Regions from separate parts of the Homo sapiens genome. Here region 1 is linked to region 2. Evidence: chromatin loops called from intact Hi-C (ENCODE). Cell type or tissue: heart right ventricle. All regions are shown on one strand. Each heading gives the region's core, and the rest is flanking DNA. Links, peaks and the distances in the headings are about the cores only. Region 1 has its middle 4.5 kb from the start of RAB5A. Region 2 overlaps EFHB (EF-hand domain family member B).

Region 1 (5,387 bases), core at 101-5,100, 54 kb after region 2:
TGACACTCTGGCACCCTCCAACAACTTAGTGTTATAGATTTGATTGTATCTCCTCTACAGGAGTTTAAGGCCCACTGCCCCTATTGACTCAGCCATCTTCCGACATCTCTCAAACACCACCTTCCTCATGAAGACTACTCAATTTCCTGCCCCAGTTTGGAATGATCTGTCCAATTCCTTTAAAGGCTTACTTTCTATGTACTTCTTTTTTTATGAGATTACAGGCCTTTTTAGGCAAATTTTGACTGGGAAAAATTAAACTACATTGACTGATCAAAAAAGAAAAAAAACTGCCACAGAATTTGCTACATATTTGGGTCCTTCAGTGTTTTAAGTGTGTGGAACAATGCTACATCTGTACTTGGGCTGGCTTATTCAGTGTTGGGCCCTGAGAAAGCACCATCAGAGGGAGGAGATCCACCAACAGTGAATCCCCTAGGCATTCCTCCTGCACTCTGCTAGAGCTTTGTAATGATGGGATTGCAGACTCTCTCCAGCTCTTTCTGCTGATGTTCAAATTCTTCCTTCTCAACAGCCTGATTCTTATCTATCCAGTTAATAATTTCATTACGCCTGACAAGAATCTTCTGTTTGTCTTCATCGTGAATCTTGCCTTGAAGTTTCTCATCTTCAACAGTTGCTTCCATGTTGAATTCATAGGATTCAAGGGAATTCTTTGATGACACCTGTCTCTGCTTCTCATCTTCAGCTTTGTACTATTCAGCCTCCTGGACCACACATTTAATGTCTTTCTTGCTAAAATGGCCCTTGTCATTAGTGACAGTAATCTTGTTCTTTTTCCTGTACTCTTGTGCACAGCAGAGACACTGAAGATGCCATTGGCATCAATATCAAATGTGACTTCAATGTGAGGAACACCTTGGAGTGCCAAAGGTATGCCTGTGAGTTGAAACTTGCCAAGCAGGTTGCTATCCTTGGTCATGACATGCTCACCTTCATAAACCTGAATAAGCACATCAGGCTGCCTGTCAGAGTAGGTAGTGAAGGTCTGTCTGCTTGGAAGGAATGGTAGTATTATGCTTAATGAGAACAGTCATGACTACACCATCGGTTTCAATACCATGGGAAGGAAGAATGACATACAAGAGCAACAAATCTTGAGCATTTTCAGATTTGTTGCCAGACAGAATGGCTGCTTGGACAGCTGCACCATAAGCAACAGCTTCATTAGGGCTGATGCTCTTATTCAGTTCTTTTCCATTGAAAAAGTCTTGGAGAAGCTTCTGAATCCTGGGGATAAAAGTAGAACCACCATCCAGGAAAATATCATGAATCTGTGACTTGTCTAGTTTGGTGTCTTGAAGGGCTTTCTCTATAGGGTCCAGGTGTCACAGAACAGGTCAGCATTCAGTTCTTCAAATAGGGCATGTGTAAGAGGTATAGACATTGATTCATTCATAGAGAAAATGGATCTCAATACTAGCCTGGCTGCTCAAGAAAGAGTGTACTTAGCATGTTCACAAGCAGTATGGGGATGTCAGACAGCTCTCTTATTCTCACTGATGTCCTTTGTATGCTTGTACTTGAACTCAGCAATAAAATGGTGGACCACTTGGTTGTCAGTGTTTTCCACCTAAGTGGGTGTCTCCTGCTGTAGATTTCACCTCAAAGATTCCATCCTCAACAGTGAGGACTGACACATTAAAAGTGCCACTTCCAGGTCAAGCGCAATGGCTCACGCCTGTAATCCTAGCACTTTGGGAGGCTGAGGCAGGCGGATCACCTGAGGTCAAGAGTTCAAGACCAGCCTGGCCAACATGGAAAAACCCCGTCTCTACTAAAAATACGAAAATTAGCTGGGCATGGTGGTGCATGCCTGTAATCCCAGCTACTCGGGAGGCTGAGGCACAAGAATCGCTTGAACCCGGGAGGCAGAGGTTGCAGTGAGCCAAGATTGCGCCACTGCACTCCAGCATGAGCAACAAGAGTGAGACTCCATCAAAAAAAAAAAAAAAAGGCCAGGAACAGTGGCTCACACCTGTAATCCCAGCACTTTGGGAGGCTGAGGGGGGGCAGATCACCTGAAGTCAGGTGTTTGAGACCAGCCTGGCCAACATGGTGAAACCACGTCTCTACTAAAAATACAAAAAAAATTACCCAGGCGTGGTGGTGGGCACCTGTAATCCTAACTACTCAGGAGGCTGAGGCAGGAGAATCACTTGAACCTGGGAGGCAGAGATTGCAGTGAGCCGAGATCGCACCACTCCAGCCTGGGTGACAGAGCGAGAATCCATCTCAAGAAAATAAATAAATAAAAATTTAAAAGTACCACTTCTAAGGTCAAAGATCAGCACATTTCATTGAGCTCCAACCTTTTGCCTAAGGCATAAGCAATAGAAGCAGCAGTTAGCTCATTGATAATTCTCAGTACATTGAGATAAGCAATAGTTCCAGCATCTTTGGTAGCTTTGATGCTGAGAATCATTAAACCAAGCTGATATTGTGACCACAGCATTGGTAACACTCTTTCCAAGGTAGGCTTCTGCCATTTCCTTCATCTTTGTCAGAATAACAGAGCAGCTGTCCCCAACCTTTTTGGCACCAGGGACCAGTTTCATGGAAGACAATTTTTCCACAGACCAAGTTGCAGGGGGTAGGATCGGGGGAAGATAGTTTTAGGACAATTCAAGCACATTACATTTATTGTGCACTTTATATTATTATTACATTGTAATATATAATGAAATAATTATATAACTCACCATAATGTACAATCAGTAGGAGCCCTGAACTTGTTTTCCTGCCACTAGACGGTCCCATCTGGAGGTGATGGAAGAGAGTGACAGATCATCAGGCATTAGATTGTCATAAGAAGTGCTAGATCCCTTGTGTGTGCAATTCACAATAGAGTTCACACTCCTATGAGAATCTAATGCTGCCACTGATCTGACAGGAGGGGGAGCTCAGGTGGTAATGTGAATGATGGGGAGCAGCTGTAAATACAGATGAAGCTTCACTGACTTGCTGCCACTCACCTCCTGCTGGGCAGCCAGTTCCTAACAGGCCACAGTCCAGTACCAGTCCATGGCCCTAGAGGACACCTTTCTGGACAGAAGTTTTTTTTATCTCTCCCTTGTATTCTACTTGGACCTTGGGCCTGCCAACATTATTCACTACCATGAAGGGCCAATGCTTCATATCAGACTGGACAACAGCATAATCAAGTCTGTGTCCAATCAGCAATCAGATTTGGCATCAAAAACTGTGTTCATGGGGTTCATTGCAACTTGATTCTTTGTGGCATCACTGAGCAATTGTTCAGTATCAGTAAAGGTGACATAGCTTGGAGTGATTCAATTTCCCTGATCATTGGCAATTACCTCTATTTTTACATGCTGGAAAACACCCACACAAGAGTAGATGGTGCCAAGATGAATACCAACTGCAGGTCCTTTAAACAGGGTTGTTTGCATGTAGGCCGGATTGGATTCTGAAGAAAGACATAGGAACCCCAAAAGTGGCCACAGCATTCAATAAATCCCCATAAATTCTTCAAATGACTTTGCAGTATGTAAATCCAGGTAAGGGCTCATTCAATTCATTCATTCATTCTACAAACAGGTATTGAGTCCCTCCCTATTTTGTGTCAGTGTTGGGAATACAGTTAGCCCTCTGTATTCCATCGAAAGTATTTGAGTTAAAAAATGAAAAAAACACAAAATAATACAAATTAAAAAAATACAACTATTTACATATCATTTACATTGTATTACTTATTGTAAGTAATCTGAAGATGATTTAAAGCATACAGAATAGCCTACATGCAAATACTACACCATTTTACATGAGACTAGAGCATCTGCAAATTTTGGTACCCATATGGTGGGGGAATAAGGGAGTGTCCAAGAACCAATCACAAGCAGATGGACTGACTGTATAACCCAACCCCTATCTCATGGAGCTTATATTCTAGTAGGGATAGATAACCATTAAGTGGAACGATGCGTAATATCATATCAAATGGTGCTAAGTGTTATGAAGACAATGCATAATATCATATCAAACAGTGCTGTTATGAAGACAACAGACTACTTCGATATGTAACAAAGCATTTAGAATTAGTGGGCTTAGAAGTCCCTTAGGTAGATGACATTTGAGCTGAAGCCTGAATGATGCCCTCCAAAGACACAAGCTTTTGAAACATGACTAGCTTAAGTTTTCACAGCCTTTTATTCACTGACTTGCTACTACGCCAATGTTAGAGTTACCGTTGGTTTGTCTCCAGGAAAAATTTTGAATTGTCTCCAGACAGTTCCAGTTAAAAGTAAATGTAACCATTCATTATCATCTATGCAAAGATTCATTCTTTAGCTACACAAGGGAGGACAGATTTCCTGGAAGAGAAGGAAAAGGTTATGGGATCCTGTGAATGGTAGAGAGACACCTGCCACTGGGAATTTGTTATTGAGTATTTAGAGATTTGAGGGCAGTATAAGCATCAAAGACAGTGTTTAAGTCTTCATGATTATTTATCCATTTTGTACCTTCCTTAACAAGTTCTATCAACTGGTAGGACTCCACATTTGACACTAAAATATATACAATTATCAGTCCTCCTCAGTTATCTGGGGCTATGAAAAAGAAAACATAGGCATATTGCAAGTGGCAATAAAACAACAGAGCTTTACTGTGTCATTTCAATTTCTCTAAAACTACTACCGGATCTTTAGAAATGCCAGCCACCAGGGCAGCACTCTTCCAGGCAAACATTATGACTAAACTGTAAAATATTGTGAAAAGTATTCATGAAGGAGGTGAAGACAAAATCACTAAACAGGAACGAGTGAAGAAGCAACATACTGGAACGATGAAATAGGGAGTTTTTTGCAATTTATAAATTTCAGCATCAAATGTTTTTCATTGTGAGGTCTTCTTAATGTTCGTGATTCTAAATGTAATTAAGTTCACCAATACTTTGGGGGTCCCTATTATAGCAGTCAAGGGTCTTCTGTGAAGAACTGAAATGATGAATAACTGATGGTCACAGCCCTTAAAAACCTTATAATTCAATGAAAGGCTAAGGAGAAAAGTCCAGGTGCTCATTAGCTATTAAAATAAGGCAGATTTTAAGACAGCCATTATACAGAGTAAGGCAAAGTATTGTGAAATTACAGAAAAAATAATAATTGAATCCAGTAGAAGTATCTGCAGATGCGGTCCAAAGGAACTGGTGTCCTGGCTAAGACGGAGCCAGCAGTTATGGGCAATGATAGTGTTCCATGTGGAGAAAATAAAGTGATCAGATACCAAGATGGCAACACACAGGCAATATTCAGGGAACACAGACCAGATACGTGTGATCAGGGAACAAATAAAGAGTATGGGGAGAGGAATTCTATAGAAATAGAATGAAAGAAACTTGGGTT
Region 2 (5,387 bases), core at 77-5,076:
CTGAAATAAGCTTTTGCTTTCTACCACTACTTCATGAGTTGTGCCAAGAAGGAAGCTCTGTCACCCCTGTTTATGAAAGGGTTGGAGTAGAGCTGTTTTCTATAAAAAGCTTCATTAGGTAGGGAAGATTCTGATGCTTTCCTAGTGGATAGAATAGAAAGGCTAACCCATAAGGGCTCGCATCATCAAGAGAGACCAAAATTTGGTTTTGACTTCACAGAAAGGCATGACCCAAGAATAAAAGTGAAAATAGTAGTATCTCCACTTTTTAGAAGAGAGACATCCCGAGAGAAAATAAAAATGTAAATATCTTTTTAAAAAGCTGAACCTCTAATAATTAAGATACAAAAATTAAGGTAGGCTGGATGCAGTGGCTCATGCCTGTAATCCCAGCATATTGGGAGTCTGAGGAGGGAGGATCCCTCAAGCCAGGAGTTCACAACCAGCCTGGGCAACACAGCCACTCAAGAGGCTGAGGCAGGTGAATCACTTGAGCCCAGGAGTTCAAGGCTGCAATGAGCTATGATTGCACCACTGCACTCCAGCCTGGGCAAACAGAGTGAGACACTGTCTCAAAAAAAAAAAAAAAAAAAAAAAAAAAGCAAGGCAAATGAGGTATTATTATAAACCAACTAAAGTACAACAATGTAAGAATTTTTGTTTGAAATAACACTCAATGGTAGTGAGATTGGAGTAAAACCTCACAGACTTAGCTGATAAAATTGCAAATCAGTAAAATCATTTAGAAAAGCAAAATGAAAATAGAGTTACTTCTGAGACAATAATAACATTCATAAGAAATGAGAAATAAAAAGCTTTTTGAGATATGATCATTATAGCATTGTGCATATTACTTTTAAAATATCTAGAAACAGCCTAAATTTCATAGAGTGAAGAAATGGTTTAGTAAATCATAATATATCAGCATGAGGGAACTGAAATGTAGTTCATAGAAACCAAAAAAGCATTTCTTCATTCCTTAGAAATATGAAAGCTGGCTGGGCATGTTGGCTCTTGTCGGTCATCCTAGCACTTTGGGAGGCCAAGACAGGAGGATCACTTGAGGCCAGGAGTTCGAGACCAGCCTGGGCAACATGGTGAAACCCTGTCTCTGCTAAAAATACAAAAAATTAGCCAGGCATGGTGGCACACACCTGCCATAATCCCAGCTACTCTGGAGGCTGAGGCACGAGAATCACTTGAACCCGGCAGGTAGAGATTGCAGTGAGCCAAGATCACACCACTGCACTCCAGCCTGGGCAACAGAGCAAGACCCTATCAAAAAAAAAAAAAAAAAAAGGAAGAAGAGAAATGCGAAAGTTAAATTTTAAAAAGCCTTATATAGTATGTTCAGTGTTATTTTAGACATGCTTAAAATATATACATATACACATATGTATATATGTATATCTATATATGTAATGATACAGAAAGATAAAATGTAGGCCAGAGGTATCCAACCATTTGGCTTCCCTGGACCTCACTGGAAGAAGACTTATCTTGGGCCACACATAAAGTACACTAACACTAAGGACAGCTGATGAGCTTAAAAACAAAATGTCGCAAAAAAATCTCATAGCGTTTTAAGAAAGTTTACAAATTTGTGTTGGGCAGCATTCAAAGCTGTCTTGAACCAAGGGTTGGACAAGCTTGATGTAAACATTATAACATTTGAATCAAAAGTAAAGATTATGCTGTTTTTCCTTTTTATACAAAATTTTTAAAATCTAATTTTATGTCAAATTGTGTGTTTCCTGGGAAAGGGAATTAACTACTCAGATAATCGTTTTTAAACAGGTTTCTGAGAAACTGTCTTTTATATTTTGAGCTTCAGTGTAAGTTTTGTGCTTTTAATTTTTTTGAATAAATAATACATGGTTCCAAACTCAAAAGATACAAAAATATAGATTAAAAAGTGAATCTCATTGCCACCCTGTCCCTCAGCCATCCAACTGCCTCTTCCTGGAAATAATAAATATTATTGATTCTTTCCTACACTACTACAGATATTCCATGCATAAACAAGCAAATAAAAACCATGTATAAATGTATATTTTTATTTTTCATATAATATTAAAGTTGAATATAGCTGAGCTCTTAGAAAAATTAAAATACAGAAGTCCATTTAAGAATTCAGCAAATGGCTAAGCATGCTGGCTCACACCAATAATCCCAGCACTTTGGGAGGCCAAAGCAAGAGAATCCCTTGAACCCAGGAGTTCAAGGGCAAGTAGGACCAGCCTGGGCAACATAGTGAGACCTCGTCTGTATTAAAAATAATAATAATAAATTTTAAAATTTAAAAAAATAATAATTCATCAAACCTTCAAAAATTAAATACCTTTAATAATGACCCTCTCTTCATACTCTTTAAGAAGCATTTTGTCTTTCCAGTTAAGAAAATTTGCGAATTCCAGATAGTTAATGAAGCCATCATTATCCACATCACAGTAGTCAAATAGCTGGTCCAGGAGCTTGTCATCTAAACTCAAGTTGGCCTGGTCACAAGCTTCCTGCAGCTCGTCTTTATCTATCATCCCATCTCCCTTCTGTTATACAGGAAGCAAAAGAACATAAAATGGGAGTTGTCTTCAAGAGCAGAGTAGGCAACATTATTTAGTTTAAGAAAAAAGAAATAGCTTCATCACATAAATTCAAATTTGTCTCAATTTTCACAGAAGAGGAGTCAAATACGCTGGTTAGACCGTGGTAGAGCATTATTACCATGATATGGGCTTGACATTTCATATGACCAATAGGTGTGTACTTTTGACAGCTCTCTACAATTTTTATCCTTACAAAGTTTTTAATACCTTCTGTGTTTTAACCTGGCAATAAATGGCCCTTCATTTCATTGCCTGTTATTAAGGAGAAATTGGGGAGATAGTTGCAGGACAAGTTCACGGAGGTGGGTTCAAAGACAGTGGTCTGGTTTTCATAACACTCCTATGGGCAAGAGGGAAATGCTACCAATCTGATGGTCAGCCCCATTGAAACAAGTAACACTAAGATTCATCCTGGTAAGTAGGGGGAGGAGGGTGGAGGGAAAAAGTCTCACCTCCTTTCAGACAGCAGTTAAAGACAGAAGTACCTACACTGAGTATGAACAGAGGGAAATGTATAAGGGCTCTCAGCAGAAACTGGCTGATTCACTTGGGAGATGAAGGGGCAGAGCACACAATGTTCGTTAAGGAAGAATGTCAACAGCTGGGACATCTTAGCACTCAGTCCCTCCTGCAGTCTATCAAGCCAACCTTAAATCCATTCAGAGATGATGGCAAAGGTCCCAGTTTTCTTGTTTGTTTCTGCAGTGAATTCTTCCTGCTATAAGGGAGCTTTGGCCCCCTCAGAGAGACTTCCCTGAGAGGAAATAACTCCCAAGAGGAATCATAAATGAGTCACTGCGTAGTATTTAAGCTCTTACTGCCCAGGACTGGATTTACAATGCTGATGGAGGCAATCCCCTGGAGAACGAGAAACTGACTCGATGAATTATAAATTCTTGCAGTCAGACCCACAGCCCTGGAAAACTTCCCTACTTAACCCTTGTATTCAAACAGAATGAGAACTTAAAATATATGATCTTGACAATACAGCTGCAAATGCCCTGGATTAAAGCAGACTCCTTTATAAAAGTCTCTACTACAGGCCAGGCACGGTGGCTCATGCCTGTAATCCCAGCACTTTGGGAGCCTGACCAACACGGAGAAATCCCGTCTCTACTGAAAATACAAAATTAGCCAGCGTGGTGGCACATGCCTGTAATCCCAGCTACTCGGGAGGCTGAGGCAGGAGAATCGCTTGAATCCAGGAGGCCGAGGTTGCAGTGAGCCGAGACTGCGCCATTGCACTCCAGACTGGGCAACAAGAGTGAAATTCCATCTCAAAAACAAACAAAAGTCTCTACTACAACCAAAAATGCAAACCCACACTCATCCTAGCTGAAAAGCAATGCGGGATGTGGCTGTTGAATCAAGAGAGCCCCAAAACTGAAACAGATGCTGTCAACGATAAATTACCGCCTAATATGCAGGGCTTTGTGTGCACTGAAAACACTGGTGGTTTGTTTCATGGAGCTACCATGCCACCACCATGCCACTCAAAATCAAAGTAAATATTTCTTACTTACTAGTGCAAAGCCATTCTCTCCCTCTGCACCCTTAATCCCTCCCTCCCCCAAGCCCTGATCTCATCCGCTTTAGGGAGAAAGATGATTAGAAGTAGGACCAAGGGCTCCAGGTCTTCAAGAGGGATGCATCTGTTCAGTGGGGTGAGATTCTCACATTTTTATGGTTTGGATACAGTTCCCAAAGTCATCATCATAGTCAGTCCTGGGAGAGGATGGTAGGGAAGGATGTCCGAATTCAGTTAATGGGGTTTGGGCACAGTTTGCAGAGAAGAATTAAAGATAACCATGTATTATTGCTACGGCTTCCAAGCCTGAATATTTAATTGGTATTGATGCTTTCCATGTCTGTAGAGTGAATGTTCATATGTGACAGAGGGGATTATCCTGATCAAGAAGAGCCATGTATAGACAATTGTTATTACCTTTGGGACCCCATAACCCTAATGACTCCTTTGAGTTACAAGTCTATAACTGGTGGTTTTGCCAATTAGAGCCTCTGGAAAAGAAAGGCAACCTTCACTTGGAGGTGCACCGTGAAGTTTAGGACTTATTGCCTCCCTAACATAATTACCAGGTAGACCTCTTTTGAAAAGCAGCTATTAGCCTGTCACTGAGCTCTTCTGGAAACTGAACACTGGACCCATGGAGGCCTTCTGACTCTCCAGCCAATAATCATTTTGAGGCCGGCCAACTTGGACTAAATGACTAACAAAATGAAAAAGGAGCAAACAAGCCTCATATGTCAAATGGAAATGGCATATTCAAGAATGCAGCCAGCCCAACCCCAGTAACATCTCAGCTTTACGTGTAAAAGAGTAGCAATATTTTTGTTGTTGTTATTGCTGCTGCTGCTGAGACAGGCTATCAATCAGTTGTGCAGGCTGGAATGCAGTGGCACAATCATAGTTCACTGCAGCCTCAAACTCCTGGGCTCAGGTGATCCTCCTGCCTCAGCCTACTGAGTAGCTGGCACTACCACTCCTGGCTAACTATTTGTGTTTACTTGTAGAGATGGAGTCTCACTATGTTACCCAGGCTGGTTTCAAACTCCCAGCCTCAAACTATCCTCCTGCCTCAGCCTCCCAAAATGCTAGAATTGTAGGTGTGAGCCACCACACTCAGCTGAGAAGTGATCCTTTAGAAAAAAAAAATTATTCACCACTCTGTCACCTGAAGCAAAGCCACTGGCTCAAGAGGACCCTCAATTCACAGAACCTCCTCTAAATGCCTGGGCCTGTTTCACTTATAGTCTGGCTGA

The links. Peaks named below come from ENCODE experiments on the same cell type or tissue, not always from the same donor. Only the 100,000 strongest peaks of a DNase experiment are listed, where the experiment ranks them.
Region 1: it touches region 2 in a loop (2.4-fold over the local background); 34 of 110 quality-filtered maps call a loop at or near these places.

The regions. Positions count from the first base shown.
Region 1 is chr3:19,939,895-19,945,281 of GRCh38, forward strand. It overlaps a transcript of EFHB not described here and the pseudogene HSPA8P18. Among named protein-coding and RNA genes, the nearest start is that of RAB5A, 4.5 kb to the right of the region's middle. In heart right ventricle, for the core only: no CTCF peak of the experiment used is centred there; no DNase peak of the experiment used is centred there.
Region 2 is chr3:19,886,103-19,891,489 of GRCh38, forward strand. EFHB (EF-hand domain family member B) reads right to left here. Exons shown (of 13, transcript NM_144715.4): 10 at 2,342-2,549. Among named protein-coding and RNA genes, the nearest start is that of EFHB, 45 kb to the right of the region's middle. RefSeq lists an enhancer at 956-1,125. In heart right ventricle, for the core only: no CTCF peak of the experiment used is centred there; a DNase peak (open chromatin) is centred at 3,183; H3K4me3 peaks cover 804 bases; H3K27ac peaks cover 1,361 bases.